Linked DNA regions of Mus musculus: all the other regions are linked to region 3. A link is a loop called in an ENCODE intact Hi-C map of the cell type or tissue named here. Cell type or tissue: left cerebral cortex. All regions are shown on one strand. Each heading gives the region's core, and the rest is flanking DNA. Links, peaks and the distances in the headings are about the cores only.

Evidence for each region. A loop is a pair of places that touch in the nucleus more often than their neighbours do. Peaks named below come from ENCODE experiments on the same cell type or tissue, not always from the same donor. Only the 100,000 strongest peaks of a DNase experiment are listed, where the experiment ranks them.
Region 1: it touches region 3 in a loop (7-fold over the local background); 4 of 42 quality-filtered maps call a loop at or near these places.
Region 2: a loop joins it to region 3, with 2.1 times the contacts of the local background. A loop is called at or near these places in 11 of 42 quality-filtered maps.
Region 4: a loop joins it to region 3, with 2.7 times the contacts of the local background. A loop is called at or near these places in 8 of 42 quality-filtered maps.
Region 5: it touches region 3 in a loop (6-fold over the local background); 21 of 42 quality-filtered maps call a loop at or near these places.
Region 6: a loop joins it to region 3, with 5 times the contacts of the local background. A loop is called at or near these places in 6 of 42 quality-filtered maps.
Region 7: it touches region 3 in a loop (7-fold over the local background); 6 of 42 quality-filtered maps call a loop at or near these places.

The regions. Positions count from the first base shown.
Region 1 is chr9:31,027,769-31,032,158 of GRCm38, reverse strand. It overlaps Zbtb44 (zinc finger and BTB domain containing 44), which reads right to left and starts at 1,515. Exons shown (of 6, transcript NM_001115130.1): 1 at 1,201-1,515. In left cerebral cortex, for the core only: no CTCF peak of the experiment used is centred there; DNase peaks (open chromatin) are centred at 1,353 and 1,827; H3K4me3 peaks cover 2,600 bases; H3K27ac peaks cover 2,250 bases.
Region 2 is chr9:31,149,362-31,153,751 of GRCm38, reverse strand. It overlaps Aplp2 (amyloid beta (A4) precursor-like protein 2), which reads left to right. Exons shown (of 18, transcript NM_001357698.1): 15 at 253-338; 16 at 1,365-1,439; 17 at 1,760-1,915; 18 at 2,780-4,195. The coding sequence ends at 2,881. Among named protein-coding and RNA genes, the nearest start is that of St14, 20 kb to the right of the region's middle. In left cerebral cortex, for the core only: a CTCF peak has its summit at 2,490 (motif pointing left); a DNase peak (open chromatin) is centred at 2,547.
Region 3 is chr9:31,278,731-31,283,120 of GRCm38, reverse strand. It overlaps Gm10910 (predicted gene 10910), which reads right to left and starts at 2,192. Exons shown (of 1, transcript NR_165839.1): 1 at 1,396-2,192. It also overlaps a transcript of Prdm10 not described here. In left cerebral cortex, for the core only: a CTCF peak has its summit at 2,555; DNase peaks (open chromatin) are centred at 1,310, 2,002, 2,327 and 2,711; H3K4me3 peaks cover 2,482 bases; H3K27ac peaks cover 2,539 bases.
Region 4 is chr9:31,177,219-31,181,608 of GRCm38, reverse strand. It overlaps Aplp2 (amyloid beta (A4) precursor-like protein 2), which reads left to right. Exons shown (of 18, transcript NM_001357698.1): 2 at 3,531-3,704. It also overlaps the pseudogene Gm33535. Among named protein-coding and RNA genes, the nearest start is that of Aplp2, 32 kb to the left of the region's middle. In left cerebral cortex, for the core only: a CTCF peak has its summit at 1,745 (motif pointing right); a DNase peak (open chromatin) is centred at 3,668; H3K27ac peaks cover 895 bases.
Region 5 is chr9:31,210,395-31,214,784 of GRCm38, reverse strand. It overlaps Aplp2 (amyloid beta (A4) precursor-like protein 2), which reads left to right and starts at 2,937. Exons shown (of 18, transcript NM_001357698.1): 1 at 2,937-3,162. The coding sequence starts at 3,058. In left cerebral cortex, for the core only: CTCF peaks have their summits at 2,711 and 3,008; DNase peaks (open chromatin) are centred at 2,059, 2,893 and 3,708; H3K4me3 peaks cover 2,329 bases; H3K27ac peaks cover 2,354 bases.
Region 6 is chr9:31,344,280-31,348,669 of GRCm38, reverse strand. It overlaps Prdm10 (PR domain containing 10), which reads right to left. Exons shown (of 21, transcript NM_001368846.1): 11 at 1,530-1,877. Among named protein-coding and RNA genes, the nearest start is that of Prdm10, 33 kb to the right of the region's middle. In left cerebral cortex, for the core only: a CTCF peak has its summit at 1,925; a DNase peak (open chromatin) is centred at 3,962.
Region 7 is chr9:31,330,163-31,334,552 of GRCm38, reverse strand. The region is part of intron 6 of Prdm10 (PR domain containing 10); the gene reads right to left. Among named protein-coding and RNA genes, the nearest start is that of Prdm10, 19 kb to the right of the region's middle. In left cerebral cortex, for the core only: a CTCF peak has its summit at 2,466 (motif pointing left); DNase peaks (open chromatin) are centred at 2,476, 3,156, 3,475 and 3,806; H3K27ac peaks cover 1,788 bases.

The DNA.
Region 1 (4,390 bases), core at 116-4,115, 250 kb after region 3:
AAAGAAATTTATATTACTACTGAGAAGTACAGCGGAAAAAGCCATCTTACCCAGGAATGTCTCTGGGTTCAATTGTCAATTGGGCAACCTGGGGCAAGTTACAATTAATATTACTAAGTTTCTGTCAATTCTATAAAACTCAAAAGTAACTATATCACCAGGTTCTAAGAATAAGACTATAGCTCTAACAAAGCAAAGCATTGTTGCACAAAGTAAGTAAACCTGGTTTTTGTAATTAATAAATACAAATCATCACAAAATACAAATGGATTAAGAAAACACTCCTTTTTATATTCCATGGGGAGAACTACAAAGACATAAACGAATATTATAAATCAACTGGAAATCAAAGTAAATAGGAACAAAAAAATCAAGATCTATGTAGTACTTTTTAAATCAAGAATTACCAAAAAGGCAAAAGGAAATATCAAATCTTTATCCAGCCTCTGTTGTCTATTATATGGTATAGTTCGCTTTGGGTATTAACTTATCTCTGCAAAAAAATGCTAATAAGCGGAAGTTGAGAATTTTTCTGAAAACACACATTCAACAGATTAGTATGCTTATATGCTTAAAAAAGTAGTTTTGGTCTTAATTTCTGTAAGTTCCGTGAAAGTACGTAAACATCGCGGTTTTCAATAGATTCTGGTTAAGGTTTACAAAAACCAAACTGATGCGATTTCCTTTAATCAGTTGTAACTTAGTTGTCATTTCACTTGCAGGTAACCCCTAGCTTTTTGTTAGGCCGACAGTAAAAAGACCAGCTACAGAGTGATCCTCAGGTAGGTGGGAGGGGGTTAGAAGTGTTTGCATTCTCTATTTCTTTTTAAGAAAAGTGCCGTTCCGACGCGGGCGAGTAGGGCAGCCTGGGAGAGGAAGGAATAAACAAGTCTAGGGCTCGCGCGTAGACCAGGTGAGCGGGTAATAAATGGCCCGGCAGCACAGCATTTGTTATTGGGCGGATTTTCTGGCCGATAGGCTCCCCTGGAAGATCTGGGTGACGGCTTCAGGTCCGCTGGGACCAAGGCCAGTCCCCCTCTAAGGATTAATCGCCAATGAGGGGGACCCTGTGGGTGCCTCCCAGCACGAATCAGGGTGACAAACCAGGTTTCCTCTCCCTCCCGCGTCCAGGTGGGTGACAAGTGGTGTCAGTCCCCAGGCCGGCCCGCCGTCTCCCCACTGGCCCTCCCCTCCCGTTACCTGCGGGCGGCGGTGCCGAGGCCCGGAGGCCTGCAACTGCTCCTCCTCTTCCCCGCCAGGCTGGGGCGGCGAGGTGGCGGTGGCTGTGGCGGTGGCGGAGGCAGCGGCGGTGGCGGCAACCCGGGGGGAGGGGGCGGAGCGCGCGACTGGCTCCTCTCCTCCCCCGGGAGGCTCAGGGGACCCTATCTCGGGCCGCCGCTCCTAGGCCAGTGTGCAGCCTGGGACTGGGCGCGCATGGCGGCGCCACTCACCCGCGTGGCCGCGAGGTGCGAGAGTGCGAGGCGCGAGGAGAGCGCCGGGCGCCCGTGGGCCTGAGGGGAGGAGCGAGGGGCCCAGCCCGCTGCGCACGGACGGCCGTTGGGGGCGGTTGGTCGAGGGCGGCCGAAGGCTCGCTCGCGCTGGCCGCGGCGGGGCGGGGTGGGGAAGGGGAAAGGGACTGAGGGGAGAGGACGGGAGGCTGGGAGGGAGCCGCCGCAGCGCGCGTGCGGGCGTGCGGGCGGGCGGGCGCCGCCGTAGCCGCTCGTTTCACTCCAGCCTGTTTGGGGGCACTTTGTTTGTGTCCCACAATGCTCCGCGCGGCCGGCCGGCCCGGCCTAGGGAGAGGGAGGGGCGGGGCCGCGCTGGAGGCGGTGCGCGGCTATTGCGCAAGCGTAGTGCGAGCTGTCCTTCGCCGGTGGTGCAAGCCAGACGCTGAAGCACAGCGGGCCTTGACCCAGTCTGTGTGCACTTGTCTGTGAGCTTCGTATGCATAAGCGCCATGAGGCCTGTCGGGTTGTCGTCCCGTAGCTGTGGTCTGGTCCTGCGCCGAAGGAAGCCAGCGTTAGGATGATTTGCTTTTCTTGGAGCTAAAAACCGAAAGAAACTCTCTTCCCCGGGTGGTTTCTGTAGCAGCAAAGCACTCCAGCATTTCCCGGTCGGGAAAGGAATCTGGGTGGTGTGGCCATTTTTCACACGTGGAAACTGAGGCCTATTAGGGCGTGGCCACGAGGGCCTCTGAGAATCTGGCGAGCTCCCCTGCTTTCTCCCCGATGATCAGCGATCCCCCGCAAGGGTTACTACCGAGCGTCTTGACAGGTCTAGCAGCCTTGTCGTACTTTGAGGTTGCCATAGCATTTTTCTGATTACCATGGCAGGAAGTGCAGTTCTGAGCAGACCAGAAAAAAAAATTGGCTCCCATGTCTTTTTTCTTTCCCCAACACAGACTGGCTTCTAAAACCTAAAGCAACTGTGAACTATTCCTTCCCTTACGGTGAATCCCGTTCTAGTACACAGTCTCGCCCTTGGGGAAGGGAATGTGTGGATCACCGAAAATTGACTGTTCTTCTCTAGAGGGTTACTGTCTGAGTTTCGGTCGCTGTAAAGTCTGCCTGTAGGATAAAATACCCTAAGGTGTGGCTACCTCGGACCTCAGGGAATCAGACCTGGCGATTGGGGGCACTGGGGGCGGAGTGGGTATTCCTGGAGGCAAGTGGGATTGCGCCCCAGAAGAGGAGAAGGGCAGGATACCAGTCAAGACCGCTGCAATTTGGGTGCTGGGCATGCTATGTACCTACACCTCCAGTTTTTAAACCGAAAGACTTCTTTGTGCAAGGTAGGTTGATCTCCCAGCTGCATTAGACACTTGGCTGCCTCTGACTTAAACCACCCTCTACCAGAGCACCCAAAGCGATGAAATTTTTCAAAATAATGTCAACAAAATCAAAGTCTATGCTCCAACAAATTTTCAAGAGTTAGAAAGTATTTAATCCTTGACAACCTAATCTACAACTTTCTTAATATTATTCTATCAAGTTTTTATTATTCCATTTCAGTGATGAGCAACATCAGAAAACAAATCGGGCCTGGCTTTACAGTGAGATTTGAAGAATCTTACTAACTACGGAGGCGCCTGAGCTAAAAAGGCCCTTGGTAGAGTGTGTACTGAAAACATATGTCATGGAAAAACAAGGGGAGAAGAATCTAGTGGGAATAAAGTAGACAAATAAAGCCTGTGTCTTAGTCTATTTAATTGGACAGCCAAGAGAGCATTCATTTGGGCATTTCTAATTGTGACTCAAGGGACAGAAATGGCGGTTAATGTTCGTAGGACAGGCAGAACTCAGGAGTGCACACACACACACACACACACACGGGGGGGGGGGGGTTGGCGGGGGGGGGGGGGAGAGAGTGCAAGCACCTCTCCTTTTTCTTTCTCTTAAGCTCTGTCTATTTCTCATTTTGTCTCTAAAAATGCTATCCTCCCAGCCCATTCCCACCCTAGGTCTAAAGAATTTATTAAGCAACAGGTGGCTGCTGGTCTCTTAAAGGCAAAGTTCTAAATGCTTGGAGAGGGTGGGAGAGAAAATGCAGCTTAGCCATTGTTGGAACCCTTCTCTGTATTTTGGTTTTGGGCAGGATCATTTTCTGTGGCCTCTTAGCCTCCCACCTTTTTTCTTCCCGAGCTAGCAGAGACTTGCCCTTGGGTTGCTAGAATAGGTAGACCTTTCTTTGACACCGTGTTGAATAATTCTGCTGGAAGGATTTTGTGAAATCGGAATCCTGTACACAGGTGAAACAAACAAACTAGACAGTATGAGGAACTCTTAATTATTAACCCAGTGTAGATGATTCTGAGGAATTCAAATTCCAGAAGGGATGATTGTTTTATCCATGAGCTGTTTGGGAAACCCGTTTCTGGCAAAAATGGTTTCTCATGGTAGACCCTTAACTGCTTAACTTACTTCTTTATTAGCTCCTTCCAACTGTATAAACAAAAACCAATCTCTTTTCCTTACCATGCATTGTGCCAGTCTCTAATGGTCCCCTTAGTTAGGTAGGTCAACTTTGCCACTTTCCTATCCTACTGCAAACCAATCCAATTGAACAATTCATGTCAACAATGCTCATCCCCACTGCCACCATCCTAAAATATAACAGATGGTACCCAGTTGTAATAATACTTACCTGGTTTCCCCTTCTCTTCACTGTCCAAGTGGAAGACAGAATTGTAATGCTTAGCAACCATGTCATTCAACAGCCAACAATTCCTATTGTTCTCAGGTAAAGTCCCAGGCTCTTACCGTAGCTTTCGTAACACTACCATCTGGGCCCTTCCTTGTCTCTTTCAAGAAACATGGCAGTTGCAGAGTTATTTTTTCACCTGTAAAATATGATGGTCTTTCTTGAATAACATTATTTCCTCTGAATAGAA
Region 2 (4,390 bases), core at 105-4,104, 130 kb after region 3:
TTTCTTCAGGTGGGAGACCAGGAAGTACTTTGTCTTCCTTCATTATATGCATCAGTCTTTTGAAAATGCTTGTACCATTCATCCTTGCAAAGCACAGCGCATCCTCAAACATGCCAATGCAGTGACTGTTTCCAGAGTCATGGGGGTCTTTGATAAGAAGCTCTCTGGCCCTCAGGCAGGGATTTGCTGCTTCTGAGAGATTGGCCTGAGGTGGGCTGCCGAGGAACTCAACTGTGAACATTTTCTACACAGGCTCTGGAATGGCAGAACAAGACGGGGGACTGATTGGTGCAGAAGAAAAAGTGATTAACAGCAAGAATAAAATGGATGAAAATATGGTGAGCCGCTTGTCTTTTGCATGTAGCACGCTTCCTTCTGTACACTGGAGCCAAAGGCATGGTAGTACATCCAGGCCAGTGAGTGCCCTTCTTGCACGAGTAGACAGTAAGGGAGCAACCACGCCCACTTATTGCAGATGAGGGAACCCATGAAGCTGATTTTTTTTTTTTCATTAGTATATGGTAGAAAAAACATACCTGTAACGAAAAGTATGTATCAGAGGCTATTTTCATTTCAGGTAAGTAAGTATTTATTAGGTGGAGAATTGAGTAAAATTGAGTTTTCTTACACCTCCTTTTTTTTTCCTGGTGTTTCTCTCCATTTAGATTGTTTAATTACCTTCAGCTGAACTAGATTTTGTTTTTTAGTTGTGTGTGTGTGTGTGTGTGTGTGTGTGTGTGTGTGTGTGGTGTCCCGTGTGTGTGTATGTGTGCGTGCTTGCGTGTGTGTGTGTGTGTGTGTGTGTGTGTGTGTGTGTGTGTGTGTGTGTATAGGTGGTGTCCCGTGTGTGTGTGTGTGTGTGTGCGTGTGTGTGTGTGTGTGTGTAGGTGGTGTCCCGTGTGTGTATGTGTGTGTGTGCGTGTGCGTGTGTGTGTGTAGGTGGTGTCCCATGCGTGCTGTGGTACGCAGACACATCAGAGGACGAGGAGCTCTTCTTTCTTTCCATGTAGACCCCAAGGATCAGACTGAGACTGTCAGGTTTGCTGGCGGGCACTTTGACCTGCTGAGTGCTTGCCGGGCGCGAGTTTATGTTTAAATGTTTGTTAGTTGTCTGTCCTGAGCTTTGTCACCACCACAGTTCCTTCAAGGAAAGTTCAGGTAAAGAGCCTCACAGGACTGGAGGGGCCTCCATACAGCACGTCTTCCCTACACTTACCCCTCCTTTTGGAGGTTTGCTGAGTGGATCTGGATGAGTGTGATGGAAGAAAACCGCTTCCCAACACCCCATAGCATTGTAAAGGAGTGACATTTATGTTCATTTCCCTCCAACTCACTGAGTAAATGCTGCTGTTTGTGACTTTCAGGTCATTGACGAGACTCTGGATGTTAAGGAAATGATTTTCAATGCTGAGAGAGTTGGAGGCCTTGAGGAAGAGCCGGTATGTATTTACTCCAGAATGGAAGGGCTGTCTTCATGTCTTTTTCTTTTCAGTCATCTTAGTTCAAGTGGAAATGAAAGCTCTGTGATATTTTCAGTTACTAAGGGGCTCTTGTCCTGGTTTCCCATATTTCTGAGTAAGAATGCAAAAAATGAAAATGTCCATGTAGATTAGAAAAAGTGGGCAACTTCCCTGATATGGTGACAGAGCAGGATCTTTGTGTTGTCCTGAGTTTTTGAAACCACCTGAGAGGCCCATGGTCCTCTCTCGGTGTCCAGGGAGTCACCGGACTTTGTTTCCTGTGTGCTTTGTTGTTTTAGGAATCGGTGGGACCTTTAAGGGAGGATTTCAGTTTGAGCAGCAATGCCCTTATTGGCTTGCTGGTTATCGCAGTGGCCATTGCTACGGTCATCGTTATCAGCCTGGTGATGCTGAGGAAGAGGCAGTACGGCACCATCAGCCACGGGATTGTGGAGGTAAGGACTGGACTGCCTTCTCCCTTTGATCCAAGCTGATGAGGGCTTGCTCTGCACTGTCAACCGGGGGTGAGTGGTTAGGTCTGGAACTGTATGTAATTCAAAGATCTGGATTAAGTGCTGGGCATGTTGCTGCTGTCCTTGGTATTAATCATTGGATTATTAGGACACATTTTGAAGATGAGCCATTGCTGAGGTTATGTTGCTCTTGTTTCAAGAGACTATCACCCACTTTCAGAGAGCCACTTGTCACTGTGGTTTGCAAAAAACCGGTCCTTTAAAAGTTCAGCAAAGGGCTGGAGAGATGGCTCAGTGGTTAAGAGCACTGACTGCTCTTCCAGAGGTCCTGAGTTCAATTCCCAGCAACCACATAGTGGCTCACAAACATCTGTAATAGGATACAATGCCCTCTTCTGTTATGTCTGAAGATAGCTACAGTGTACTCACTTATGTAAAAAAAAAATAGATCTTAAAAATAACAAAAAAATAAAGTTCAGTAAATGTGTCAGTCAGTCACAGTGTGCTTCAGTTTCACAGCAACTTGAAAAAGGGAACAGTACTGCCACCTTGTGGTAAAAAAAAAAATGACAGAAACAGGAATCCCAAGGACCCAACTGAAATTGTCAAGTTTGTTGACAGTGTATTTGTCTCAATGGGACCAAGCTTTCAGAGAGAAGCTTTGCCTCTCTGACCGCCTCCCTCCCTTCCTATGTCCTTGACACCAGCTCCTGTTTGATCTGTCCAGATAAAAAGCATGCTGGGCTGCTTTGAGTCCACGGGATTGGACAGGGAATAGCCTGATGTCCTGATGCTCAGCAGGCCTCTTCAGTATCCCACAGTGACCTGCGGTCTTTGTTCCTACAGGTTGACCCAATGCTCACCCCAGAAGAGCGTCACCTGAACAAGATGCAGAACCATGGTTATGAAAACCCAACCTACAAATACCTGGAGCAGATGCAGATTTAAGGACAGCGTGTGTGACACCCTGGCTGAGGCTGCTGCAGGTGGGCTGGAAGAGGCTCAGCGTTTGTGCTTGACTGCTGACCACCAGTGGTGCCAGAAGGCCTCATCCTACATCCTGCTCTCCTGGATTGTTAAGACTATAAAGTACTACTGTAGGATTGCAATTTCCATTCTTTTAAATGGGTTAAAAAGATGTTAATATAACAATATATGATATATAAACCTTAAGTGAAATGAAAGAAAAAGATCTATTGCAGATATCTGATGGATGTAGTTTTCTTTTTTTAAATTAGAAATGCCACTTCTATTGTATTGTCTCACACATGCTCTATATAAATGGGAAATGTTGATTTTTTTGATGATAGACTATATACACAGGCTGTTCCCGTTATGTAAGTCAGTTCTTCAGGCTCATTTGCTGTGCTGGTTTTACTATTATTTGTTTTCAATGTATAAAGGCAGTATTTCCCTTTTCAGGTTGCTGAGAAATGTAAGAGGAGCTGAAGTACATTGTATGCAGTTACTGACTGCTTTAGGCATAGTCTCCGCAGAAGCCTCGTGTGTCCAGTGCTGGGTGTTTGGGTGCTTCTGTACCAGCCGTCCCCAAGCAGGGCTAAGGCACCTTGAACTAGCCAGATGCAAACATAGATTCACTGTGCTTTCCTTTCAAATCCAGTTCTTCCACAGCAACTAGCCCATAGTCAGTCTGTGTTCTTCCACAGTTGTTTACGGTAGCCTTTTCCTATCCACTTCCCTTACCAAGTGTATCCAAGCGTGCACCCACCTCCTCATTGGATGGCTCCCTCCATGCACTGACCCTCTGCCTGCCTTTGTACCTCACTCACCTCCACCGCTCTCCAGCCCCTCTGATGGCCACTCAGAGAATACCATAATAAACATGGCTGAGGACCCAGGAGAGTTCACGGGAGGCTTCATCATATGAAAGGACAATGTTCTGGGTTGTGCATGAAATTGGATCTGTAGACACTGTGGAAACGTTTGAAAGTGTTTGTTTCCTTCATATGAACCTGTAAAATGCTGTGTAGCTGGAGTTCACGCTCACAGCCTTTAGCGCTTTGTTGCTTGTTTTGTTTTAATCTGAAGGTTCTGGTAACCTGTTTTTGTTTGTTTGTTTATTTGTTTTGGTTTGGTTTTTGTACTTTTCTGTGACTCACCTGCCCTTCCTTCCCCCCTTGGCCCTAGCCGTGCCTCGTCCCACTATGCACAGATTGAAACTTCACCTACAAACCTGTTAGTGTGATCTGTGGAGAATGTACAGAACTTAACTACATCAATAAACACTTTAACGTCCCCTGAGCACCTTGTGTTCCTGACCATGGCTTCGATCTATGCTGATGGAGCGTTCTAGGCCTGCTTTTGGGGATGAAGGGTGTCTATCTTCCTTCAGTGAAGAGTTACTAGCCTGTATTACAGTGGCCATAGTAAGTTGAATCAAGAGCTCCGTTTTCATTCCAAAAAGAAGGAGAAAGTGACTGGCTTGCTGGCTGTTGT
Region 3 (4,390 bases), core at 102-4,101:
TCAGCTCTATAGATGGATCTGCTTATGTCTCGCCAGTGCTGAGATTAAAGGTGTATACCAACTTTTTTTTAATTGTTCGGGATAGGGGTCCAGGTGTACAATGTGGAGTTAGTTCTCTCCTTCCACTAGTATATGGGTTCCTGAGAACAAACTCTGGGAACTGGGCTTTCCAGGCAGACAACTTTACCTGCTGAGCATCTTCTCACTGACCCAGGGTTTGCTTTTAGAAAGTAAAAGGAGCCAGATGTACTGGCATACACACCTTTAAGCCCAGGAGGTGGAAGCAGGCAGATGTCCTTGCGTTTCAGGCCAGCCTGGGTCTATCTTTTCAGGCCAGCTAAAACTGCACAGTGAGACTGTCTCAAAAGAACAAAGCAAAACCCGGAGTAGCAGGGCTTGGTTTTAATCTCCATTAATCCCAGCAGACACAAGCTGCTCTGAGAGTTCCAGGCCGGCCAGCCAGCCAGCACTGCACGTCTCAAAATAATGTTTTAAGTAAAATGAAGAAGAAAATGACTCTTTTAGTTCATAGGACTGAGTGTGGCAAATCACCAGTGAAGTATTTAAGCACCCATCTACACTTAAAACAGATATTAAGCCACAGGAGGTGCTCACACGAATATCTTGTGTACATTTGTCCTTGCATGCAAAGATCTAAAACACACCAATATTAGTAGTAAGGATTTTATCTAGTCATTATGTTTTAGGGCTTTTTAGTTCTTATGCTGTTTCTATGATAATCATGTGTTACTTATATTAAAAAGGAAATTGGCCAGTGCACTCTGAGGTCATACTGGAGTGGCATTCCATAATCACTAAATAAAAAGCATTTAGGGGGTCTGAAGACACAGCTTGCCTCACTTGGTCATGCTCACCTACATCAAGGTCTGCAATACAATGTACAAATTGCTTTTGGTGGAATGTTACAAATCATTACAAAATGTAAAAATGACTTAATCTGGGGGGGAAAAAAACAAACCTTAAGGGAAAACTAGAAGGTGTATGTTATTGGAATAATTGAGTCCGTTGGAAAAAAAAAAAATCTTGATCCATAATAAAAATGTAAACCTACTAAATGACAGAGGAAGTCGTTCTCCTGAAAATAGTTCATTTTGTGTCAATTTCGCCTCATTTTGTAAAAAGTAAACCCAGTGAAGTTACTAAATATACTAGATGACGCAAACATTGTATGTTACTTTGCCCCCAACCAATCCCGATTTCGTTTTTTCAGTCCTAGAGCAACAAATAAGTACAGTTCATGGGTGCAGAAGGTATTGTGGTGGCCCCAGCGGAGGCGATGGGTACAAAAGAATACAATGTAATGCCGCACACCCTCGGGCCCACAAAGACCTTACTGCTGCAGTGGCGCGAACAGGTCAGAAAGCGAGGCTAATCAAGAGTACCTTTTGCTTTAATGAAAAGTAGATACATTTGCCCTTAAACACAAGATTAGTGAAAGATGTGCAGGCAGGCTCTTAAGAATTCAGGGTATGGGATTTTTAGCTGGGTGGATTTCATCAATGACACCACAAAACCACCCCCTACTCTCTGGCTTAAGTGTACACACACATATATATCGGTTGAAATCCAACTAATCCATCTAACAAGGCTAAAATTAATGGCACCCGAATTTAGTAGCCTTCGTACACCGGGAAGGCAGATCGCAACTATGCCATTTTTCCTAGTACCAATTCAACCTGGCTACAGACTTTCCTAGTTTTAGCGTTAGCTCAATGAGAGCCCGACTCCTAAGAGACCCGCCTCGCTCGCCAGTTTTCTTGGTCCTCGGCCTCCGCCCTACCCAGCCCGCCATCGCGTTTGCAGACCGACCCGCAGGGGCGATCCCCACACCTCTGCGGGCGGGGTGGCTGGGAATCGCGGGCCGGGATACCCGCACGAGAACCCACGGCCGCGCGCGCCACCACCCCCCGCACGGGTCCGGCCGGCCGACACCCGCCCGCCCAACCGCCGCCCGGCGCGCAGGCAGCCCAACCGCCGTCCCGGCCCAACCAACGCGGGAGGGGAGAGAGGAGCGCACGGCCGGCCGGGCAGGCGAGCCGTTCGGGGGGCACGGGGCAGGCGGCGCGCCGGGGAGTCGAGGCGGGCGGCGCCGAAGCCCACGCTGGACGCGGGGCCCGGACGGCTTCCCGAAGGGGACTCTCCCCTCTCCGCGTAGAAGGTGCAGATGGTTTGACCCCCCACCCCGAGCGAGGTGCCTCGTCCCAGCCCCGGCTGGACTGTACCATCGGGCGGTGCCGCCGGGATTGCTCCCCCCACCACTACCATCAGTTCCCCCCCCACCCGGGTCCGCGGTCGGTTGGCCCCGGCCGGGCGCTGAGACGCAGAAAGAGCTGGGCGCCATTTTGGGTGGGACTAAGCAAAGACGAAACACTCTCCCAGGCGATGGGATCCTCTGGACCCCGGTTTATCCGGTTCCCTTAATCCTTTAGGTACTTACACGACGTTGGGTGAGGGGAGCTGGAAGATCAGCGGGTCCCGGATCCTCTCTCCCTAGGGGTGATGGAAATCAAACCCCCCCGCCGCCTCCAGGTGGTTCTTCCCGCCGCAGAGTGGGAGCAGCATAAAAGGCGGGGTCTTATTAGCATAATCTGCCTGGCAACCTGATCTCAACGTTATGTGATTGGCTAAACTCTGAAAGTCCCATGCTGTTCCTAGAGACTGGGAACGCTGGGCCGAATTGACAAGCCCAGATTTAAGAGTCATGACGAAAATCCTGGGACGCTAATTCAGTCGGCAGAGAAGCCAAAAGGAGACTCACACAATGGCCCAATGACTGAAGGCCTCTTTATTTCGTGCTCTGCAGTTCGTGTAAAACCCAATAGAAGAGCGGGTCTCTGGCGGTGCTCGCCTGCGTTTGTACTCTAAGCCAATCAGAAAGCCCTACTGTTTGCATTCGGGGTCAAGGCCCATCTAAGAACCTTGGCGGGCAAGTGAAGGGGCACAGTTCAGCATGCTTGAGCGTCCGCTGTGGGAGATCCAATGCACACCCGAGTTCCCAGCCCACCTGTCCCGATCCTGGAAAGCTCTCGAGGTGTGGGCTGTGCATATACCCGCCCCAGGGCGGACCTGCCCAGAACGCGCGCGCCTGGGGCACTACTGGGACACGCCTTTCCGGGACTACAGAAACCGGTTAAACAGACTGCGGCCCGCGGGCCCAGGAGTGGCCTATCAGCCTTCCAGACACAAGGGGACTGGGTCATCAGACCTTGCCATCCCCTTAGAGCGCCTACACTACCCCTCTCTTTTCCACCATTTACCATTCTGGAAAGGCGTTTTTCAGAAGCAATCGGAGTGAGGATGTGTCTCAGAGTGCTTGCCTACCACACTAAGTCCGGTGCTCCAGCCCCAGCACCACATAACCCTGGAGTTGTGGTGTACCCGGAAGGTGGAGGCAGTAGGAGCAGTTAAGGCCAGCTTAAGCTACTTGGGACTGGTTGAGGTTTAGTCAACAGTGAACAAACAAACAAACAAACAAACAAAAATGACAGAACTCCCTTCTTTCTTAACTTAGGACATCCACATCATACTGTCCCTAAAGACTGCCTTCTCAAAGTTCAGCCAGGTGTGTAGAAACAAGCTCAGGCTTTGAAATGAGACAAACTGGGAACTCCCCGACTGAAAACAGGAATGGCAACCAAAGGCCAGAGACCTTCGCTCTTTGTGTCTGCAGGGAATATTTTCATTGCCCATGACCTGTACTTTGCTGTGTTGCTTTGAAGGTTAAATGAGATCATACTTTAAAATTCTCTTCCAACACTGACTAGAACTTTAAGAAACAGAAATGTTAGTGATATTAAAGCCTTCAGAGAGACAGCAAGATAACCCAAACTCCTAGTCCCAGTTCCTGAGTGCAAAGGCAGACTTGTTTGAGGCATACACAGTTCCAGGCCAGCCAGCAGTATACAACAAAATTCAGGTTCCAAAACAAACCCCCGTACAAAACTACTGGCTAGCCAAGAAAAAAAAGAAATACCAGGAAACAAAAGACTCGAGGATAGCAAACATCCACAGGGAGAAATACTAAAGTCCATTCGACTATATTGCCTACAGCTTTGTTTAAATGCCTTGAGAACAGTGAAAAGCTGAGGCCAGTTTTTAAAACTCAAAGACAGGGCGGCTGGCCATGGGAGGCAGGACTTAAGGAAGAAGCTACGATTTGTTCTTCTGTAGACTTGGGAGCAGGACGTGGAATCAAGGCCGTCAGTCAGCAGGCCCTGCTGAACCCAGTAGAAAAGAAATCATGAAAGGGAGACAGATGAGCCGGGCTCGCATTTGTCACGTGCAGCACTGGTGTCTCCTCTTTGGATCTATTAAAAAGAAGCCATGTGCTTCTGGAATGTTTTATAGTAGCCAGAAAAGTCTCTGGAAT
Region 4 (4,390 bases), core at 179-4,178, 100 kb after region 3:
AACTCAGAAGTGAATCACTGTATCCTATTAGCTGTCTGGATTGATTCCAGTTACGCTCTTTCTTGGTGGTAACTGATGTGAGATCTGGCTGTTTCGCTCTCCTTCCTGTTGCTTTAACCTCTGATACTTTAGACTCTTTAGGGAAGATAGCACTGACCATCTCACTGCAGAAATCAAATGCACTTACACTGATGTATTGACCTCCGCGGTTGACCCATTAACTGAGCATTTATACAGTTGAAACTCTTGTGGTCTTTTAGCCAGCAACCATAATGAGTAACATGTGGAACATAGTCTTGGCTGATAAATGCACTAGAATCGACCAGTTCAGTGTTGTGGCTCAGTGGGCCTACACAACTAATCAACACTTCTTAGCCCTGTTCATTCTGAGCACTTAAGGTTCAGGCGCTTCCCCTCACCTTCCTGTCTTGCATATGATTAGATGTGGTACCCTAAATCCTATTTGTTTAGTAGATATCTTCAATGTTAGAGTCATACAAGATCATATGTAGTTGAAACATTGCTCAGAATTCTTTTTACTTCAAGTTTGTTTTTTTTTCTCTTTAAAATTTTATTTTAATTTTATCTATATGGGTGTTTTGTGTGAATGTAAATCTGTGCAGTACCTATATATCTAGTGCTTGCAGAGGCCAGAGATGTCCATTTCCTGAGAACTGAAGTTACAAATAGTTGTGACCTGCTATGTAGGTGCTGGGAGTTGAACCTTGGTCCTTTTAACTGTTGGTCCCCTTGGTGTTTATTTTTTCTTGCTATGCTTACTTTATACATTAAGCTTTATTATGGCATGGGAAAAGCATGTATACAGTCCAGTGTACTTCATAGCTTTAGGCCTTCACTGTGGGCCCAGGAACATAACTTCTGTGGATGAAGGACTACTGTGATACTGTGGCACAGATGCGTGTGCTCTTCAAGGGCACATTGCTCGAGAGGAGCCTTGCCTTTACTAAATACTATTTCTCGCCTATTTCTGAGCTGTTAAGGTCTTGTCATAAAACATGGATATTGCCAAAGAATGGCTGAAATATTTTTTATGCAGATTAGATAAATTCATTTATGAAATCTTTTCATCCCTTTCTTTTTTATTTGAAAAAGTTAGGCTCTTGCTTTGTTGAGCAAACTGGTTCCACACTCATGGACTTCTGCCTCAGCCTTTTGATGAACCAGAGCAATAGACACATGCACAACTTAGGGGAACCCTTTTTAGTGTTCTCTTTCCATGACCGAGGCTGCCACATACTGATTGTTAATTACTGTTGTATTATTTATAACAAAGTGCCTGAGACAGTCAGCTTTAGAAAAAGAAATGATGATATTGCCTTACAAGTTTGACAGCTTCAGTTCATGCTGTTTCACGAGCCCTGTGACTTTTGAGCATCATGGTGTGAGCCTCTTCTTACTGTACACCACCTTAGCCCAAGCTACCACTACTTTTCTGTTGGCCCATGCACTTCTAGCATTCTGAGCCCTTCCCTTGCTTACTCACAGTCTACTTTTACTCTGTAACCAGCAGAGGCATTGGGAACTAGAGCTCTGTTTAAATCTCTCAACACTTAAGTGATGAAGGCTGAGTTCCTTCCAGTGCCAGACTGTATGTAGACCTGGCTCTACTGTACTGCTTCCTTCATTAGCTCTACTCTAATGGAGGTCACAGTCTTCCTAATGTTCACTCAGTGCTGGGTTATTTTCCTCTTTAAGACTGTGAATCTAGTTTCTTTTTTAGTGAATTTTGACTTGACACTAGATGGCGTACTGAGGAAGTATATTCATTAAATATAGTTACTTGATGGAGATTTTTTTGTTGTTGTATGAGTGAATTAAGGAAATTATTTGGAGTTTTAGCTGTTCTTGGCTCTCATAATTTGCGTGTAAAAGAATGAATAGCTTGCATTAGACTAGATGGTGGTCAGGTTTGGGCTATTCTGAAGTGCTCAGTAGAGGTTAGAGTTCCCATTTCACTTCATCATATATACCCAAAAGTCATTGTCTTAGTCAGGGTTTCTTTTTTTTTTTTTTTTTTTTTTTTAAATTATTTATTTATTATATGTAAGTACACTGTAGCTGTCTTCAGATACTCCAGAAGAGGGCGCCAGATATTGTTATGGATGGTTGTGAGCCACCATGTGGTTGCTGGGATTTGAACTCAGGATCTCTGGAAGAGCAGTCAGTGCTCTTAACCGCTGAGCCATCTCTCCAGCCCCTTAGTCAGGGTTTCTATTCCTGCACAAACATCATGACCAAGAAGCAAGTTGGAGAGGAAAGGGTTTATTCAGCTTACACTTCCACACTGCTGTTCATCACCAAGGAAGTCAGGACTGGAACTCAAGCAGGTCAGGAAGCAGGAGCTGATGCAGAGGCCATGGAGGGATGTTCTTTACTGGCTTGCTTCCCCTGTCTTGCTCAGCCTTCTCTCTTATAGAACCAAGACTACCAACCAGCCCAGAGATGGTCCCACCCACAAGGGGCCTTTCCCCCTTGATCACTAATTGAGAAAATGCCATGAGTTGGATCTCATGGAGGCATTTCCTCAACTGAAGCTCCTTTCTCTGTGATAACTCCAGCTGTGTCAAGTTGACACAAAACTAGCCAGTACAATTGACCCCTTGTCAACTTGACACACAAACACTTTACTAGTAAGCCTCAACCCTTAGTTCTTATTCATCCCCAAGGTCTAAATAACTGTAAACATCCCAGAGTCTTTACATATTCTTAAAATTTCAAATCTCTTTAAAATATCCATTTCTTTTAAAATCCAAAGTCTTTTTACAATTAAAAGTCTCTTAACTGTGGGCTCACTAAAATAGTTTCTTCCTTCAAGAGGGAAAATATCAGGGCACAGTCACAATCAAAAGCAAAAATCAATCTCCAACCATCCAATGTCTGAGATCCAACTCATAATCTTCTGGGCTCCTCCAAGGGCTTGGGTCACTTCTCCGGCCATGCCCTTTGTAGCACACACCCTGTCCTCTAGGTTCCAGATGCCTGTCCTCCACTGCTGCTGCTGCTCTTGGTGGTCATCATCTCATGGTACTGGCATCTCCAAACCCCTTCAGTCCTGGGCCATCAATTGCAACTGAGGCTGCACCTTCACCAATGGCCTTCCATGGCCTCTCACAGTGCCGAGCCTCAGCTGCTCTGTGTGACCCCTTCATGCCTTCAAAACCAGTACCACCTGGGTGACCCCTGTCCCCTCAGGTGGGTGGCAGTTGAGTGGATGCAAGGGTCTTGACACACATGGAAATCATTTCTCTCCTTCCATCATGTAGCTCTTAGGGATCAAACTCAGTAGTCAGGCTTGGCAATAAGTGTCTTTGCCTGCTAAACCATCTTGCCAGGTTGGTGATCCTCCCTTCTCCCAGACCACATCAGAATATTCCTACAGGATTCTTCAGCATCTTCCAACTGTACTGAGTAATGTAGTTGTGAGATAATTGGTCCTGTATGAATCGTTAAATGACTGCCTTTGCAGATGTTTGGAATAAACCTGAAACCTCTGGTTTATCTTTTGCTAGGCTCTTGCAGCCAATGCTGGAACAGGCTTCGCTGTTGCTGAGCCTCAGATTGCGATGTTCTGTGGGAAGCTGAATATGCATGTGAACATTCAGACTGGCAAATGGGAGCCTGACCCAACAGGCACCAAGAGCTGCCTTGGAACAAAGGAGGAGGTTCTTCAGTACTGCCAGGAGGTAAGAGTGTTGCCAGAACGTTCCCCTTCTCCCCGCTTTTCGGTGTCAGGGTTGCATGTGTTCCCCTGCCCGAGACCCAAGCACTAAGAACTGGAGCTCTAGCCCCTTTTGTTTCTAAGTGTGTGTGGTGTGATTTAGTATTGCAGAGGTTTTGCTTCTTGATACCCAGTGAGATTTGTTTTGGGTTGAAAGCCTGCTGCATTTATCTTACATGTAGATTCCATTTTTAAATATAATCTATGGGAGGAATCAGAAATATAAACCATCAAAAGAAAACCAGCCTTTGTCTTAGCTGCATGCACTGGAACTAGAGGGAGGGAGCAGGTGCAGCCTCCACATGCAGAACAATGATGGTGAGTTTGTGGATCTGTAAATACTGCAGAATGCTCAGTGAACAACCACATCATTGGGACCCCATGACCATCAAGATGAATACAGCTGAGGTTGACAAGGTCACAGGCAGGTTTAATGACCAGTTTAAAACCTATGCTATCACAAGATAGGCAAGTCAGATGATTCTGTTCTCCAGCTGGCTAAGGCTGATGATGGTGTCTCAAAAAAACTTTGGAGGAAATTCAATAATATCTGCTATAAAAGTGAGAAACAAAAAACAAGTAGTAGCTCAGTATATTTTTATTTTGTTGTTAGACCATGGAATAGTGTAGTAGAACTTGAGGTTGATGTAG
Region 5 (4,390 bases), core at 280-4,279, 69 kb after region 3:
CAAACAAACAAAAAACCAAACCAAACCAAACCAAAACCAAAAAACCAAAAACCAAATAAACTAAAAACAGGGAAAAGCATGTGAAAAGAAATATGGATTCTGGCATTAGCAGCTGAACAGAGAAGGTGATCTTTGTTTAAATTCTTAGTGGATGATAAAGTGTAGCAACTGAACATGTACAAATTATTTAAAACCTGGAATCACTGACCAGAAATTTTACACAGTTGGATCATGGGAAGAGGATTAAGAATGAACCTACAGGGGCTGGAGAGGTGGCTCAGCGGGTAAGAGCACTGACTGTTCTTCCAAAGGTCATGAGTTCAAATCCCAGCAACCACGTGGTGGCTCACAACCATCTGTAATAAGATCTGATGCCCTTTTCTGGTGTGTCTGAAGACAGCTACAGTGTACTTAGATACAATGATAAATAAATCTTAAAAATATATATATATAAAAAAAGAACCTTTAATCCCAGCACTTGGGAGGCAGAGGCAGGCAGATCTCTGAGTTCGAGGCCAGCCTGGTCTACTCGAAACCCCCCCCCCCCAAAAAAAAAGGGGTGGGGTGGGGTGGGGAATGTACTGAAGATAAAGTGTGCTCAAAAGATACAGTGTGCCTAGGATGCTGGAAGACCTCTGTTCAGTTCCCAGACTTAAATAAAATAAAACAAAATAAAATACTAGTAATTAGACTTTCCTAGGAAGCTTCATAAATATATGTATATTAGAGAATCGGAATTTCTGGAGTTGTGGTCCTTTGTAATAAAATTCATAGTTGACTCTGAAACGCATCTTCAATTGGGAGCAGCAGTCATAGTCTGCATCTCACATATGTATAGGGTATACACAGAGGATCGAAGACTCCTGCACAAGTTAGAAATACAACCATGAACTCTGGGCCTTTTAAAACAAAGAAATGCATATGCCTTAAATGTATGTGGAAGACAAAGTCTGAGTCTTATGAAAATAGAACAAAATGATTATCTTAGAACCTTTTACTTTTGTGCACAAAGATAATAAAGGATTCTTAGACCTAGACCACATTTGGGATGAAAATTTACTGTCTGAGAGCTGCAAGAGTAGACACACTCCAACAGCATCATGTAATAAAGATAGAGTAGCATTTTAGAGTCCAGAACATGGTCGATGTGTCAATCACCTCTCATGAATACTCTTCAATGTCTGAAAATGCAAACAAACTTTTTCCAGTTCCAACTTGCTTTAGGCTGAAATTCCCTTACGTCATTTCCTAAATTCGTTTCCCCCCTCCCACATATTAGATGCTTTTACTATTTCTTCACAAGGGCAGGGAGACAGAGAAGAGAGGGGAAGATCCAGAAAGGGAGGGCAAAATCTTAATTTCCCTTATCTTTTCTAAGGGCCACTAATCCTGTCCTGAAATGCCCCCCATCCATGACCTCAACTAAATCCAGTTACCTTTCAAAGGCCCCACTGACAAGTGCCACATTTGTTCAATGTATAAATGAGAGTGAAGGTAAATTCAGTACTAAACTCATGCTAATTCTAGGGCCTCTGGATTGAGTACTAACATTTATCGAATGAGGTCCCCATTTGGAGACTCACTGGGCGTAATTCATGTCTTGTCAGTGATGTGAGAGACATAGAGACCTAGCCATGGGAAAGTGCCACGGTATGATACAGCCCTCTCAGCATTCTGAGGTGGGTGAAATGACATCTGTGTAAGGTGTTTCCTGTAGGTGGAATGGAGGATTGTGGGAATGGAGCAGGAGCAGGAAGGGCTGTGCAATGGAAAGGTGTCTGGCATCCATTGAGAATGAGGCAGAGCCAGTTTGACCACAGCGGGACTGCTTACGTTGGCGTGCAGTTGCAGAATGCATCTGTAAAATACAGGGTCCTTACTGTCCCACTCTGCCCACTATAGACACTGTCTCTCCCTCTCCACTAAGATGCTTCCTGCGGAGAGGAACTTGGTTCTTGATATGGTTGAAGCTAAAGAAATGAGTCCAGGTCTCTGCAGAGGGTGGTACATAAATCACCCGCTACGGAAAGGAAACAAAGCCAGCAGAGCCCTCGTGATGGAGAGGACAAGGTGCCAGTTGTGAACTGGGGCAGCAGGCCGCTTTCCCAGGAACCAAGATGCTGGGGAGCATGAAAAAAGAGAGAAAGCGTGTCTTTTGCTTTAGAGATCTTAAACTGAAGAAAAATGATGCCAGAATCCTGTCCTGAAACACATGAGAAGGGGGGTGGGGGGGTGGGAGCTTGTGTTTCAGTGGCCTGGCGCCACTGGCCTCGGCGGGGAAGGCCTCTCTGTGCCGCAGGGGCTGTGACGACGAGGAGGGGCAGGGAAAGGACCTAAGGAGCAGAGGTCAGCGGTGTGCAGACACTGCGGGTTCAGGGGCGAAACAAGGGCGCAGAGGTCTGGGGGGGAAGAGCGCGCCCCGTGCAGCGCTGGGGAGAGCAGAATGTCGGCGTTCATCCTCCAGGGCGACAGGGTCGGTCCTCTGCAAACCGTCCGGAACTCCCAACAATTCATCCTGTTTTTAATTAAAACATTTTCCAGAAGCCCCAAAGAGGGCGGTACCCAAAGGAATATGGAAAATATCCTGCAGGGTTAGGGGAGTGGGGCGTGCCCAAATCCCGATGCTGAAGGTGGATGATGTAGAGCCACCCCAGGAGACAACCAAACAGGAGCCTCCCGCCCTGGGAACAGCGGCCCACGGTCTACCCGCGAAGACTCCTGCGCCCCCAGCCTCGGGTCCAGAGCGGGGGCGGGGCTGGCCGTGGCTTGGGGCGGGGCCACGAGGGGGCACGCGCTGGGCGGGGAGGGGAGTCGGTGTATCCGTGCTCTGATTGGACCTGGGCTAAACAAGGGGAGGTATCTTAGGCCAGTTATGCCGGCTCGTATTGGGTCCTGTCGAAGAGGGGCGTGGTTTTGTGAAGTCAGTTCCGGTCGATGTAAAACCCCCGGGGCGGCGGCGAACGGGCTTCAGACGCTTCTGGGTCGCGGTAGGGAAGCGCTGTAGCCTGGCTGTGCGAGAGACGGGGAGAGCCCAGCGCCACAGCGACCTGGAGAAGGATGGCGGCCACCGGGACCGCGGCCGCTGCGGCCACCGGCAAGCTTCTTGTCCTGCTGCTGCTCGGGCTCACGGCGCCCGCTGCGGCTCTGGCTGGCTACATAGAGGTGAGGACCAGGCGAGCTCCCGATCTGCGTCTCCTCCGGTCGCCCGGGAGCACGGCCTGTGGGCGGGCGTGGGACCGGGGGCGCGGCGCGAGGCTCGGCGCAGCGGCGGGTTGCCTTCCCCCCACCCCGCCCGCGCGCCTCAGCTTTGCGCAGAGCTTAGCGCCGAGGTCGGGCTGCCTCTGTCGCCGCAGAGGCCAAATGAAAGGCGTCGGGGCTGCGGGGCCGCCCCAGCCCCCTACCCGCTGGCGGCGCCGCCGCATCCTCGGGGACACCGCACCGCGCGCTCTCCCTCCCCCGGGGCCGTGCGCGCCTCAGCCGTGCGCCCTGCGGCCCCGCGGCGCTCTAAATGGGGCGGCCTGCACCGGGTCCCCGGTGCCCGCAGCGGTCGGGGGCCTGGGCTTCGGGCTCGCACCTTGACGGTCGGCGCGCAGCAGTCGTTGACCAGGTGGACTTGGCAGCGGGGATGCGGCTCCAGCCCTGGCGAGTGGCCGAGATGCCGAGGGAGCGGGGAGAGGAGGCGCCGCCAGGGCAGCGGGGCGCTCTGCGCCCTCCCTTGCCTCCCAGTCGTTTGCACAAGTCTGGCAAACTAGGGAGCCCGGCTTTCCTCCTCCCAGGGGACGTTGAAGCTATCCACCAGTACATTTGGAAAGCTTCAGGGGGTACTTTACGTGGGTCAGGGTCACAGTGATTGTTCTGCACCAGAGGTCACCCCCGTTAACCTGGTGAAGTCGTCTAGGGTCCCAGGTGGTTGGCGGGAGTTCAGGCCGCTGGAAGAGCCAGGATGTCGGATGTGGAACCCGTACTGCAGCTTGCTCTGCACCTAGCCTCCCCGCAAGAACCCTCTGTCGCCTAGGGAGACATGGGACTTTATTTTTACTTACTTTCTCGAAATAATGCTTGAACTGTAGGACTGGACTGTGTGTTTCTGGTGTTGTTTATTTCTTCTTGCGCCTGCTTGTATTAAAAAAAAAAAAAAAACCCACCGTGGCTTTCTGTACGTTGAGCCAGTGTCAGAGATTGCGTTTGATAAAATAGGCATGACCTGAGAATGTTCTAATTAAAAACCCGGCTCAGAGTGAATTCATTTCTACAGAATGTGTAAATATTTCTATTGGTAAAAAGATCTAATGAGGAAAAAAATCTTCCGGATGGCACATCTTAAAACAATCTTTGTATTCATCTTGCTTGAAACTTTTTGACTGAGGTGGGAAAAAAAGATAAGTCTTAA
Region 6 (4,390 bases), core at 192-4,191, 65 kb before region 3:
GTGTGACATAACTGCCTGCAGCCATGCACGCTCTGGGTTCACTCTCAGCTCTGGAAGAAAAGGGTTCTGAAGAATGAGAGATAGAAATCAGGTGACACTGGCGACACCACTTCATGAGCACAGCCCTGACTGCCATCCTCCCTGACGAGACAGAATCCCCTGACTTTCAGATAATTTTATAGCTTCACCTTGGATTCAACTCCAGTACTTGGGTGAGGGTGGGGACAGAGAAAGACAGGTTCTGGACTCTCTTAGCTATAAATAATAAATGAAAACGCGCTTTGGGAGAAGCTAAAGCTCAACAGAACAATGTGTGCTTAGCATCCGGGATACTTTGAATCCAACAGCCAGCACTGAAGTGAAAAAGAAAACAGCAAGTCAGCTATGGACAGAAGCTGAGTAGAAAATCCTCCTAGCTAGGCCTTTAAAGCACATGGATTCACTAACACTGGAGTTCCTGTTGCTATTACATTATGCCTTAACAACTTTCCTAACGGTACACAGAAAAACTAACTCTCCAACACTCTTACGGTCAGAGAGCTAAGAGTAAATCCCACCTTCCTTTTGCTTTTGCAAATATATATATATATACATATATATATATATATGTATATATATATATATTTGGATTTATGAGACAGGGTTTCTCTGTATAGTCTTGCTTGTTCTAGAACTGGCTCTGTAGACCAGGGTGGCCTTGAACTTATGGAGATCCACCTGCCTCTGCCTCTCAAGCACGGGGAATAAAGGCATGAGCCACCATACCCTGCAGTTTAAAGACTATTTACATGATATATTGTGATTTAATCATTTACTGAATGAAAATATTATCGGTTAAAATGAGATCAGGGATGCTCCGGGACTTCTCTAGTCCCACTTTGCCCCAATACTACAGGAGAGACAGTCAGTGCTTGCCACAACAACGTATCATAGACCAACTCTGTTTCCTTCCAAATACACAGCCTCACTAAAGCAAGAGAAAGCGGAATGGAAGGGAGATGTTTCCCATTCAGAAATGATGGAAGACGTGTGGCAGACTCTATACTGCTTCATGAGTAGTGGATATTTGGCAAAGATTTTTAAAAAGACTTTTGAAAAATAATAACCAGATGTAGTGCTTCAAGATGAATTTTATATTTCTTTTTAGTGCACGTGTGCAATGGTGCCCATGTAGAGATCAGAGGACAATTGCAGGGGGTAGCTCTCATGTGGGTTCCAGGGACGGAACTCAGATCTTCTGGCTTGGCGGCAAGCCCCTTTACCCACTTGGCTATCTTGCCAGCACAAGATGTGGTGTTTATTACTAGAAATATAACTTAAGACATTTAAGTAACACTGATCTGAACAGCTAAGGAAAATAATACTCTGTACATGAAAAGCAGTTTGAAAACTATTGCAAAGTTATTTAAAAAAAAAAAAAAAAAGGATGAAAAGGCAGGAGCTGGACAGTATGTCTCCGTTTTCCAAAAATTGAAGTTTCTTTTACTAAAAGATGGAAGCAGACAGGAATGTCAGTCACAGACACTCACCTGGATAAAATCTGGGAACCGTTTCTTACAAGTTGGGCAGGTGAAGCAGCCATCATTGACATGAATGGCCACATGATCTTTCAACAAATCAAGGCGGTCAAAGGATTCTGGGCAAAAAATGCAAGAGTAAGTCTTCTGGTCCGAGTGCAGCTTCATGTGGCTCTCCAAGGAGGCGCTGCTGATGAAGCCCTTGTTACAGAGATCACAGGTCAACGGGCAGTTCCCCTCCCGCCCATGGAAGCGCAAGTGTTGGTCCAGTTTGTCCTTTTCCCGGAAGGCCTTCCCACACTGCAGACACTTAAAAGGCCGGAAGGACTTCCGGATAAACAGATGCTGAAGAGCTGCATTCTGAAAGACACAAACAGGGCCGTGTGCTGAGGAGACCCAGAGTGACGCCTGCAGTTCAGAAGCTGAACTCAAGGACACACGGGCAAGTAAGAAGGGCTAAGGCTGACACAGCCCCAAAGTCTGTGGTGAAGAAACGGTTTCAGGGTTTCACTTTATATCCATACGTGCGCACTTCCTCTGGAGAGGGTTTAAGTAAATTTCAAACCATGTTTTCTCTCTCTCGTTCTTTCTTCCTTTCAAGATAGGATCTCACTATATAGATAGCTCTGGCTGTGCTACAACTCACAGAGATGCCCCTGCCTCTGTATCTCAAGTGCTGGGATTAAAGGCATGTGCCACTACACCCTGCTCAAAACTTGTCTTTAATAGAAAAAAAAAAAAAAAGAAATAGAAAAAGAAGGAAAGAAGGAAGGAAGGAAGGAAGGAAGGAAGGAAGGAAAGAAAGAAAGAAAGAAAGAAAGAAAGAAAGAAAGAAAGAAAGAAAGAAAGAAAGAAAGAAAGAAAGAAAGAAAGAAATCAAGCCCAGAGCAGAACAGAAGAGAGCCTGGAGATGAGGAGGAGGGCACTTGGGTAAGTGACACCTGCGTGGGGAGAGAGGAGGGTGGCAGTCAGTCAAAGCCCTCCATCAAAGAATCTGAAACAGATGAAAATGTTTCACAGTAAAGTTAAGAGGAACCAATGGGCAATCAGACCTTCCCGGGAGAGGGAGGGGGGACAAAGAAATAGGTATGGGGTTCCTTTGGACATCAGGCATTAAGTCAGTCATGGATTTTTCAATATGTGTATTACAGATCTCAATTCAAGAAAATGAGCACAATGGGAAATGAAGATTTATGTGAATGTATTTGCTCATGGGGCATGGACGTGAACACATCATAAATGGAAAATATGCACTAAAGATCTTAGAGAATGTGAAGGACTAGTTCCTATGGTAGTTCTAGAAAAAGCTACCCTCACTGCTGCCCTTCTGGTCTAAACAGGTCAATTTTGCTCTTTCCTTTTCAGGACAGATTGCCCTTCTGTGGCCGGTTATCTGCCTCATAAATCTATACAACTCTCTCAGGGAATCCAAGCCGAAGAAGGTAGATGCTCAGTGGAATCTGTCACAGCTGCTGACAAATAACTGGCACGTCACCAAGAGCAAAGCCCCACAAATCTCTTTCACACAGAGAAACCAGAATCAATACTTCGTTGTGCCACAGGAAGACTCATTCCTAAGACCCTCAAGGCACAGAGGCACAGGTCTGCATGGCTTTACGGTGGGGAGCTCTCCAGAATATACCTGGGAATGTGCGCACCTGGACAGCTCTAGGGGAAAGTCACTGAAAGAGCAATAGGGATTGTCATGTATTATCTATGCAATGGAGAAAAGGCAGAGATCAGCTTACTTTCATTTGCTTATCAGAAGCACCTTGAAAAGTAAATTTGTTTGTTTTGGTTTGGTTTTGTTTTTCAAGACAGGGTTTCTCTGTATAGCCCTGGCTGCCCTGGAACTCACTCTGTAGACCAGGCTGGCCTCGAACTCAGAAATCCACCTGCTTCTGCCTCCCAAGAGCTGGGATCAAAGGCATGCGCCACCACGCCCGGCAAAAAGTAAATTTAATAGGAAGTAATTATGGGGAAAAGCGAAATATTTATTTTTGATCTACAGAAATTTCTGAACATGGTCCAATTCACATACCAGGAAACCTTCTCCAACAAGCCTCGGAGAGGTATTTACCGTGCTAGCTAGTCATTTATTTTGAGTGGTAAACAACAATTCCGTTGTCTTCCTAAGCTGACTGAGGCTGCAAGAGGTATGGGAGGGGAGGACCACATATTCTTCCCTTCTGTATCTAGATCCCATAATAAACTACTTAGTCAGGGGAAATCTCACATATTGGCTTGAAAACTAATAAATTGTATTTCAAATAAAACTCTAACATTATTCCTAGGTGCTTTCCGACAGTATCCACAGAGATCCTGCAGAACGGATCTTTTCCAAATCAGCCCCGGCTGCTCTCATTTCCTCGAGCTGCTTGGCGCATTAGCCTGACACACACTTGGCAAGAAGGCTCTTCCTACTTTCCTCTACCTTCAGAGTGTTATGGGAAGATGCCAGAAAAACAGATGCTCCTCTAAGGTTCAGTGAAGATTTGGGATTTAGATCATGTCTGCGTGTAAGAAGCACTTCCTTGATCTAGCCTAGGACAAGTTTCTGCGGACAGACCTGCTGCACAATCGCACAGGGGCCTCCATCTCTCCTGGGTGCTAAATCCACAGCTCAGCTCTGTGTCACTCCATTGTGCTCCTCAGTCTCCCGTCAGTTCTGATTAGCATGAGGCCCTTTAGACACTTGGTTTTAACAGAGCAGCCACCTGGCTGCCCTTCCTTAGCTCCACGGTGTCGTTTCCATGGAGCCCTGAACATTGAGTGCTCAAGGGCTGGCCTGCTTCTCTCAGAGCTAGAGGGTCTCATGTTGCAAGGGAGTGAGCACAGGGCTACCCTACCCTTGACCCACTCGTAGGCCACTT
Region 7 (4,390 bases), core at 239-4,238, 51 kb before region 3:
ACAAGATTTTACTAAGTTGCTCAGACTGGCCTCCAACTTGTAACTCTCCTGCCTCAGCCTGCTGAGTAGCTATGACTACAACCATGCACTGCCATGCACAGCTTTCATCCTTAATATTTAAGCAAGAATGGCTTTGCTGTCGTTTTGAATTTGAAGTGCTGGGAATGCAGCCCTCTGTATGTGCTGGCAAACTGCTCTACCACTGCTAGAACTAGCCATCTCAAATTCTCAATGTCCTACCTCCCAACAGCTACTCAGACATAAAATCTAAAACATGTCTTCTATTTCTCCATTCATTTGAGTAATCTTTAGCAAGAACCGTCCTCGGATGTGATATACCACCTGTTCAGTGTTTGAGCTACCAGATGCGTGCCCAACACCATTTTTTTGCCTAGATTACCACCTGGCCTTCTAACTAGCCTCTTTTTCCTTGCAATTCCCAATCACAATGGTAGTGGTGGTGGTCGTCGTCTTCTTCTCCTTCTGTTTAGTTTACGTGTATGAGTATTTTTAGCTTCATATCACATGTGCCTTGCCTGAAAAGATTATCAAAAACCCTGGAACTGGAGGTTACAGATGGCTGTGAGCCATCATGTGGTTGCAAGAAATTGAGCCTGGGTCCTCTGCAAGAACAGCAAGTGCTCTTAACCTCTGAGCCATCTCTCCAGCCCCATGGACGTCTTCTTAAAAAACTGGATTTTTCTGTATGGGTTTCCATTTGACTTTTCATTGTATGATAGACCTGAAAGTCTTAATTAATGATGATTCCCCCAAAGAACTCTGTGATCTCCCCAATACATCGCTACATACCTCAACCCTGTCACTACCCACCAATGGGCCAAGACGGCTTGCTCTTGGCTACCTGAGCATGCAGCGTACTTTCCAGCCTGGAACTGGACTCCAGGAATACAGTGTTGGTCCCTCTAAGTCTGCCATCCTTGCCCTTCACCTCTTAGCAAGCCTTCTATCCAGCATATGCAAATCGGTCCCTGTCTGTTACTCACTTTTGCATACGTCACTTACTCATTTGATATTGTTTGTTTTGCAACTTTCTGTTCTCCTCTCCCTTAGACTCAAGTCTGCTAAACACAGGGAAAGCCTGCTTTTTCTTAATGTAGGAAACACACGTGAAGTTCACTATGTATTAACTTCTAAATGAATTAATCATGCATAATTTTATGTGCATTAAATATATGAGTGTAGTAGTATAAGAAGACTTCTGTAGAACAGTGTTTTGTAGACTCTGTGTTCCACAATTCCTTAACTATGCCCCTCTGCTTATATTATCTTTTGAAGTTTGTCATTTTCCTATTACAAATTCTGTCCTAATCCATTACTTCCAAGACATATGTTTTTCCATCTCAGAAATCAAAATATAACTGGGTACAGTAGCATATATCTAGAACCTCAGCACTTAAGGGAGGACAATGCTGGGCTGCACAAAAACCCTGTCTCAAAGAAAACCAAAACAACCCCTCCCACCCCCCTGCTCCTCAATTCTGCACAGGCCTGGCCTGGCCCTGTGGGCTGTCCCCACCTCCTACAGGGCTCAGAGACTGTAAACAATTGCTAAGCAATTCAAGTGAAGATTGGAGGAAAAAAAAAAAAAACCTGTCATTTCAAAGCAGCACAAGGTTGGTGAGCATCTACAGGGTCTTGCTAAGGCACCAAGCAGAACTGTCAAATTTCCTGCTGATTTGATCAGAAAGCTCATTCATTCCCATGCACTGTTCACTTCAGAATAAATGCAACCCAATGGGACAGTGCAGTGTCAAGACTTGCAGACAGAATAGCAGTGATGTGAGAAAACACCCAAGAACATATCACTTACTTTGAAAATACTCAGGGTGTCCAGCATGGTGGGATAGCCTGAAATCCCAGCACTGGAAGGCTAAGATAAGATAGCCAGTGAGTTTGAAGATAGCCTGAGATACATAGTAAGTTCCAGGCCAGCCAGGCCTACACAGTGAGACCCTATTTTTAAAAAGAAAAGTACTTGGGGCCAACCATGCCTTGTTACTCACGCACCAGTGGGGCATAATTTTTAATTGAGCTCTAATCAAATGTAGAGTAGCTCCTTGGATGATGATGATGAAACAATCACTTTATTGATTTTATGAATAAACTACAATTTAAAAAAACCTGACAATATTCTTAATGGAGCATCTTAATAGCTGTTATGTCTTAAGAGCCAGTAAATATACCCTTGCCATGTTATAATATAACTAGTTCTTTCTGTTTTCACAACGGTTTCCCCAGATTATCTTTGAGAGATCTTGAACATTTTTTGTATTGGTTCAGAAATATTCATACTCTATAAGGTAATGCTGTAATCAAAGTCTCTGCTTTATGGTGGTGGTGGTGGTGGTGGATGTCCACCCGCACAGGGCAGGGATACGTGGACAGAGGTTAGGAGAAAGTCTCTTAGGAGCTGGTTCTCTATTGCCACCTTGTGGATCCAGGGACTGAATTCATGTCATCAGGCCTGTGTAAGTGCTTATCTCTACCCACTGAACCATCTCACCAGCCCTGGTTTTAAAACTGTCACTTTCTTTTTCTGGTAATTTAACCCAACACAGACAGTAACTCATACTTTGCTGGTTGATACCCTTGTCTTCTGCAATATTGAGGGTTCTCTCCAGAGTGCCACACACAGCAGGCACCCTCCACCGAGCTTTATCTTGAGCCCTTTTCGCATTTTTTAAATTATTGAGAAATCATTTAAACATGTTTTTACGATTGGTTTCTTCCAATTAAGCTCTGTTGCTGCAGTTCTCCACCTGCATCGTGAGGCCGGACTACAACACACTGCTCCACTTTCACATGCGAACATGGGAGTGATTACAGAGACCTCTTCCATCCAACTGCTTCCTTTTTATCTGTTTTGGTTCAGTGGTTGGTTGGGTCTTCTCTCTCTCTCTCTCTCTCTCTCTCTCTCTCTCTCTCTCTCTCTAACTATCCCTGCAGAGCAGCCTGGCACTAAACCCTGTCTCCCGGTGCTGAGATTAAAGCCATGCATCACCACTCCCAGCCTTCTTTTGTTCTCTGTACTGCTAGGTATCAAGCCCCGGGAGTGTTGCCTATGCTAGGCAAGTCCTCTACCCTGAGCCAGGTTCCTAGCCTTGGCTATTTATTACATCTTGCTGTTCTTTGGCTCTGCCCATCATCACGCCCACAGCTCCATCTGCTGTTTCAACGAGAGAGAACTGGGGGTGCAGCTCAGCAGCTCTCCACCCAGACCCAAGGGAGAGGGATGAGGAGGGGAGACATCTTTCTGTAACTAAAAAGCATTCTTTTCTTTCTTTCAGGCCATTATTATTATTATTATTATTATTATTATTATTATTATTATTATTACAAAACGTACTGGCTGCTACTCTTGGTACTATAAGGAGGAGGGAGCAGGAGACCAGGGAGTCAAGGTTGCTCCTTAGCTAAGTCATGTGAGTTAGAGGCCAGCGGGGACTACAGAAGGCCCTGTCTCTTATGGTTCTGGATAGATGGACCACAAGCCAGGGGATGCCCACCCCAAGCACAAACCAGAATCGATGTGTTATTGTTGTTTAAAAGATACAAATTTGGGGGGTAGGGAAATGTGGGCAGCTCTGGAAGGAGTTAATGGGAGGAAGTGGGAGTAACTATGACCAAAATACACTGCATGAAATTACCAAAGAATTAATAAAAATAGTTTTAAAGACCCTAACACAAAACAGACAAAACTTGTGTGTCAGTTGAGCGCAGTGGAACATGCCTGTAATATCCGGATGAGGGAGACTAGGCCAGGCACGTTTAAGAGCAGCCTGAGCTGTGCAGGGAAATCCACAGGCCCGGGGTGTAGCCGAGTGGGTGACTATCATGCAAAAGTACGAAAACCCAACACCTGGCAGTGCAAAAGAGAAAAAACAAAACCCAAAAAACAAGAATGCTCATGACATAGAGAATCATAGCACAATTTTTATTATGTCATTGAGTTCATAAATAAATTCTAACAATTATCCTCAAAAATTATTTCTGAAATCAGAAGCCAGCACATAAAATTATTTGAAAAAAAATTAAATTTTTAGATAAAGAAATCTTAGGCATACATCTGAATCTCACTTTATGAAATCTCCCATTTCACAAGAAACTCTTCCTCAGTACATACAGTGGCATGGGCACGTCAGCCACCTACCACCAGCACCAGTCTCCCCCACAGTGAGGGCCTCACCCCATGCTTCACACCCTGCTGTAGGCCCCTGACGAACATAAAAAATGGTCTATTCCCATTCTATTTCATTGACAAGATTATTAAAAGTCTACAGTGCACAATACAGTCAGCCCTGCTTGTTCAGGGTTCCACCAACAACAGAGTGAAAATACATGAATAACATCACCATCTGTACTGAAGCCC